Linked DNA regions of Homo sapiens: region 2 is linked to region 1. The links are chromatin contacts, found by Hi-C or POLR2A ChIA-PET in ENCODE. All regions are on one chromosome and are shown on one strand. The core of a region is the stretch at or near the end of the contact, and the rest is flanking DNA. Distances in the headings are between cores, read along the strand shown. Region 1 holds the start of QTRT1 (queuine tRNA-ribosyltransferase catalytic subunit 1). Region 2 has its middle 13 kb from the start of SLC44A2.

The links. A loop is a pair of places that touch in the nucleus more often than their neighbours do. ChIA-PET counts read pairs that join two places held with the same protein, here RNA polymerase II (POLR2A). Pooled maps may share reads with other maps.
Region 2: a map of endothelial cell of hepatic sinusoid shows a loop between it and region 1 (7-fold over the local background). The contact joins the enhancer-like site here to the promoter of QTRT1 in region 1. A Hi-C loop is called at or near these places in 2 of 168 maps with a recorded cell type or tissue (endothelial cell of hepatic sinusoid and naive thymus-derived CD4-positive, alpha-beta T cell) and 8 of 50 pooled maps. POLR2A ChIA-PET finds 5 or more read pairs at or near these places in 20 of 52 experiments (A673, BJ, CD4-positive, alpha-beta T cell and 14 more).

What each region holds. Positions count from the first base shown.
Region 1 is chr19:10,700,126-10,702,825 of GRCh38, reverse strand. QTRT1 (queuine tRNA-ribosyltransferase catalytic subunit 1) reads right to left here and starts at 1,387. Exons shown (of 10, transcript NM_031209.3): 1 at 1,123-1,387; 2 at 808-876; 3 at 572-710. The coding sequence starts at 1,365. RefSeq lists enhancers at 404-593, 1,354-1,443, 922-1,670 and a silencer at 1,074-1,133.
Region 2 is chr19:10,611,284-10,613,983 of GRCh38, reverse strand. It overlaps a transcript of SLC44A2 not described here. Among named protein-coding and RNA genes, the nearest start is that of SLC44A2, 13 kb to the left of the region's middle. Within about 2 kb of position 1,348, at least 20 of the 41 ENCODE cell types and tissues checked have a DNase peak (open chromatin) inside an H3K27ac peak, as active enhancers do.

The sequences.
Region 1 (2,700 bases), core at 138-2,637:
TGCACTCCAGCCTGGGCAACAAGAGCAAAATTCTGTCTCAAAAAAAAAAAAAAAAAAAAAAAAAAAGAAGGATATTGAGGATATGGGAGAAGCCTAAAGCCTCCCCAATCCTCTTGTTGCCACCATTATTTCAACAGATATTTGTCCAATTAATTTGTTTTTTTTATTTTTTATTTTTTATTTTGGTAGAGACAGGGTCTCCCTGTATTGCCCAAGCTGGTCTCCAACTCCCGGCCTCAAGTGATCTTCCCGCCTCAGTTTCCCAAATTGCTGGGATTACAGGCATGAGCTTCCACGTCCAGTCTTAATTTGCTAATGAGAGAAAAACTGCAATAATAATACTTAAGCTACTACATGGCTGGGATGGAGATTTACTGACATCATCTCATATGTACTTGTCAACAATTCTACCAAAGACCTGCTACTATTTACCCCCGCTTTGAGTTGGTTCAACTGAAGCTCAGCGAGGAGTGACCTGCTCAAAGCCACACAACAGCTAAAAAACAGGCCCCGTGTAAACTTCACCCCCTGACAGACAGGGTAAGGAGGCGGCTCCCCAGGGTCCTCTCACCCAGCGCATTCTGGATCTGCACGGATTTCTCCGGGCTCAGCAGGGTCTCATTGCCGTCGTAGGGGGAGCGGAAGCGGACGCCCTCCTCCGTCACCTCGGACAGAGACACCAGCGACACCATCTGGAAACCGCCGCTGTCCTAAGGGAAACCCCACCGCAAAGCTGTCAGGGGGTGGAGATGGGGACCCTTCACTCCAGAGAAGGGCCCTAGAACGTCGGCTCTCTCCTCAGCTCACCGTTAGCAGATTATGAGGCCAATTCATGAAGCCGTGGAGACCGTTGGCTTTCTGGATCAGCTCGGGTCCCTGGGTTGATGGAAGAAAGTGTCAGGTTAGGGGTGACCGCGTCCCTGGGGGCCCTTCTTGGGAGACAGATCTGGCCAGCTTTAGTCCCTGCTGCTCTTTCACGCCCAGTACAAGGCCTGGTCATTGGGGGCGCTCAATACAGCTGGTCGATTGACTTTGGGAGGAGTGTCCGGGCCTGGAGGACGCTCCATGGCTCCCCACGCCTCGCCGCCTCGCCGCCTCCCCGCGCGGGCAGAGCCCACCCACCGGCCTTAGACCCAGATGGTAGGTATTGCCCAGGCAGATGCGGCAACCCAGAGCGTCCAGCTGTTCGGTCGTGATGCCCTTCATGGTGGCCTGCGTGCCCACTGGCATGAACACAGGAGTGGCCACTGTCCCATGCGGCAGCCACAGCTCGCCTGCCCGGGCCCTGGAGCGGCTGCATTCGGCCACCAGCCGCATGATCCGTGGGGCCGACTCCAGGGAAGCCTGGGTAGCTGCTCCCGCCATCTTGACTGTCGGAACCACGTGGGCCGTACCACACAGTGGGCGGCGCCATGTTGGCCGCTGTCACGTGACCACGCGATCCGTTCTGGAGCCCGGGAAAGCGTCGGGGGACCATGGCAACGGATTTGAACCCCTGGTCCTGGCTGGGGGCCCATTTAACTCCTACCCACAACACGCTAAAGCGAAGAATCAGAATTGAACTGGGAACGAATCCCATCCCTAGCACTTTCGAGCTACAATCAGAGACTCTCTTAGCCATAATTTTCTCTTGGATAAAATGTGGCGAATTACAGCATCTCGGCATAAAGACTTTGTAAAGATTGAATAAAGGGCCGGGGGTGGTGGCTCACGCCTGTAATCCCAGCACTTTGGGAGGCCGAGGAGGGAGGATCACGAGGTCATGGGATGGAGACCATCCTGGCTAACACAGTGAAACCCCGTCTCTACTAAAAATACAAAAAATTAGCCGGGCGCAGTGGCAGGCACCTGTAGTCCCAGCTACTCCGGAGGCCGAGGCAGGAGAATGGCGTGAACCTGGGAGGCAGAGCTTGCAGTGAGCCGAGATCGTGCCACTGCACTCCAGCCTGGGTGACAGAGCGAGACTCCATCTCAAAAAAAAAAAAAAAAAAAAAATTAAGCTGGTGTGGCTGGGTGCGGTGGCTCACGCCTGTAATCCCAGCGCTTTGAGAGGCTGAGGCGGGCGGATGACCTGATGTTGGGAGTTCGAGACCAGCCTGACCAATGTGGAGAAACCCCGTCTCTACTAAAAATACAAAATTAGCCAGGCATGGTGGTGCATGCCTGTAATCCCAGCTACTCCGAAGGCTGAGGCAGGATAATTGCTTGAACCTGGGAGGCGGAGTTTGCAGTGAGCCGAGATCGTGCCATTGCACCCCAGCCTGGGTAACAGGAGCAAAACTCTGTGTCAAAAAGAAAAAAAAGTTTTAAAAATTAAAAAATTAACAGGTTGTGAGCCAGGCACGGTGGCTCACGCCTGTAATCCCAGCACTTTGGGAGGCCAAGGCGGGCGGATCACGATGTCAGGAGTTCAAGACCAGCCTGGCCAGTATGGTGAAACCCCGTCTCTACTAAAAAAATACAAAAATTAGCCGGGCGTGGGGGTGCGTGCCTGTAGTCCCAGCTATTCGGGAGGCTGAGGCAGGAGAATCGCTTGAACCCGGGAGGCGGAGGTCGAGCCACGATTGCGCCACTGCACTCCAGCCTGGGCGACAAAGCGAGACTTCATCTAAAAAACAAAAACAAAAACAAAATCAAAACAAAAACATTAACATGGTGTGGTGGCACGCCCCTGTAGTCTCAGCTACTCAAGAAGCTGAG
Region 2 (2,700 bases), core at 99-2,598, 89 kb after region 1:
AAAAATAATAATAATAATAATAAATAAAAACCACAAATTTATTATCTCACAGCTCAGGAGGACAGAAGCACAAAATGCATCTCACTGGGCTACAATCGATGTGTAGGCAGGGCTGTTTCTTTCGGAGATTTTAGGGGAAAATCTGTTTCCTTGTCTGTTTCACCTTCTAGAGGCCGCCCACATTCCTTGGCTCCTGGCCACTTCTTCCATTTTTAAAGACAGCAATCACATCAAACCCACCTCGCTTCCGTCGTTCCATGTCCTCCTCTGACTCTGCTACCACCCTCTTCCATTTTTCTTAAAGAGACGGGGTCTCACTATGTTGCCCAGGCTGGTCTCAAAGTCCTGGGTTCAAGCAGTCCTCCTGCCTTAGCCTCCCAAAGTGCTTGAACTACAGGCATGAGCCACTACACCCAGCCAAAGTCTTCAACTTGGCCAGGCGCAGTGGCTTACACCTGTAATCCCAGCACTTTGGGAAGTCAAGGCAGGCAGATTACTTGAGGTCAGGAGTTTGAGACCAGCCTGTCCAACGTGGTGAAACCCCATGTCTACTAAAAATACAAAAAATTAGCCGGGCATAGTGGTGGGCGCCTGTAGTCCCAGCTACTCGGGAGGCTGAGGCAGGAGAATCACTTGAACCCAGGAGGCAGAGGTTGTGGCAAGCCAAGATTGCGCCACTGCACTCTAGCCTGGGTGACAGAGCAAGACTCCATCTCAAAAAAAAAAAAGAAAGAAAATAAAAAGTAAAAAATAACTATATTATCTGGGTGTGGTGGTGCATGCCTGTGGTCCCAGCTACTCAGGAGGCTGAGGTGGGAGAATCGCTTGAGCCCGGGAGGCAGAGGCTGCAGTGAGCTGTGATCACGCCACTGCACTCCAGCCTGGATGACAGAAAACACTGTCTCTAAAAAACCAAAACCAAACAAATAAAAATAACAAAACAAAAACTTCTCCAATCCCCACTAACCATTAGTGTGATCCCATTTCACGACGGGCACACTGAGGTTGCTTGCTCGGGCCACACAGCTGGTGAGGAGCACAGCCAGGAGTCAAACCAACGCCCTGCTGGAGCCAACCCAGGCCTTTTCCTTGGCAGGTACTGGGAGAAGCAGAGATAACGTTGCGGCAATGGTGTGGAAGAAAAATTGGGAAAATTGAGCTGTTGGACAAGGCCAGGATTGGGAGAGGCAGCCTTCGGGTGCCAGCCTTGCTGGCTGTGACGGCTGACCCACCCAAGTGCAGTGGGCGTGGGCGATAAGAGAACTGCCACAGCCTGCCCAGTCACAGTGCTGGTGCCAGGACATCAAATGCCACCCAGCCCCCACAGCTTCCGGACACTGGCCAAGTCCCCAAGGGCTGCAGCGGCCCAAGGCCTCACCCGTACAGCCAGCCACTGGCCTCTGCCTTCCCAGAAGTCTGTGCCTGGGGAATGAGCATCGCCAGCTGCCCAGACACCTCTTTTGACAAAGGGTTTGAGGACAGCATCTGGGTGGGGAGGCTCAGAAGGGTTAAGGGCAAAAGATAGAGCGCCTACTGTATGCTGGACTATGTTAGGCACCAAACCAGAGATTTGCTTCTAGAAACATTTAACCTTTTTTTATTTTTTATTTTTTGAGACAGGGTCTCCTTTTTTGCCCAGGATGAAGTGCAGGGGCGCAATCATAGCTCACTGCAGCCTTGACCTCCTGGGCTCAAGTGATCCTCCCGCCTCAGACTCCCTAGTGGATGGGACCACAGGCATGCACCACCACGCCCCGCTAATTTTTAATTTTTTGTTTTGCAGAAACAGGGTCTCACTATGTTGCCCAGGCTGGTATAAAATTCCTGGGCTCAAGTGATCCTTCCGCCCTGGCATCCCAAAGTGCTGGGATTATAGGAGTGAGCCACCACACCCGGCTCAGCCTAAGAAGCTTTAAAAAGATCCAGATGCCACACACACACAGAAATTAATAGGTCACAATCTGGAAGGAGACTTCTTGGCTGAGCTACCTCTGAGGTGAAAACAGCTAGCCAAAGATTTGTAGAAGATTCTTTCACATGGAAAGCTAAAATCTTCCATGGACTTGAGGACTTACTTATAATTAGCTTTTAGTCCCCCTGCCAGAACAGAGGGAATTTATTAATTTTATTATGTAAGAGTTTATTTGTTTACTTGTATATTTGAGATGGGGTCTCATTCTGTTACCTAGGTTGGAGTGCAGTGGCACAATGTCGGCTCACTGCAACCTCTGCCTCCTAGGCTCAAGCAATCCTCCCACCTCACCCTCCAGAGTGGCTCGGACCACAGGCATAAGCCACCATGACCAGCTAATTTTTTTGCATATTTTTGGGAAGAAGGGGTTTTGCAATGTTGCCCAGGCTAGTCTCAAACTCCTGGACTCAAGCGATCCACCCACCTTGGCCTCACAAACAGCTGGGATTATAGGAGTGAACCACGATCCACCCACCTTGGCCTCACAAACAGCTGGGATTACAGGAGTGAACCACTGCACCGGGTCTCTTGTTTGTTTATTTATTTATTTATTATTTTTTGAAATAGTGTCTCACTCTCTTGCCCAGGCTGGAGTGCAGTGGCGCAATCTTGGCTAACTGCAACCTCTGCTGCCCAGGTTCAAGCAATTCTCCTGCCTCAGCCCCCTGAGTAGCTGAGATTACAGGTACCTGCCACCACGCCTGGCTAAATTTTGTAGTGTTAGCAGA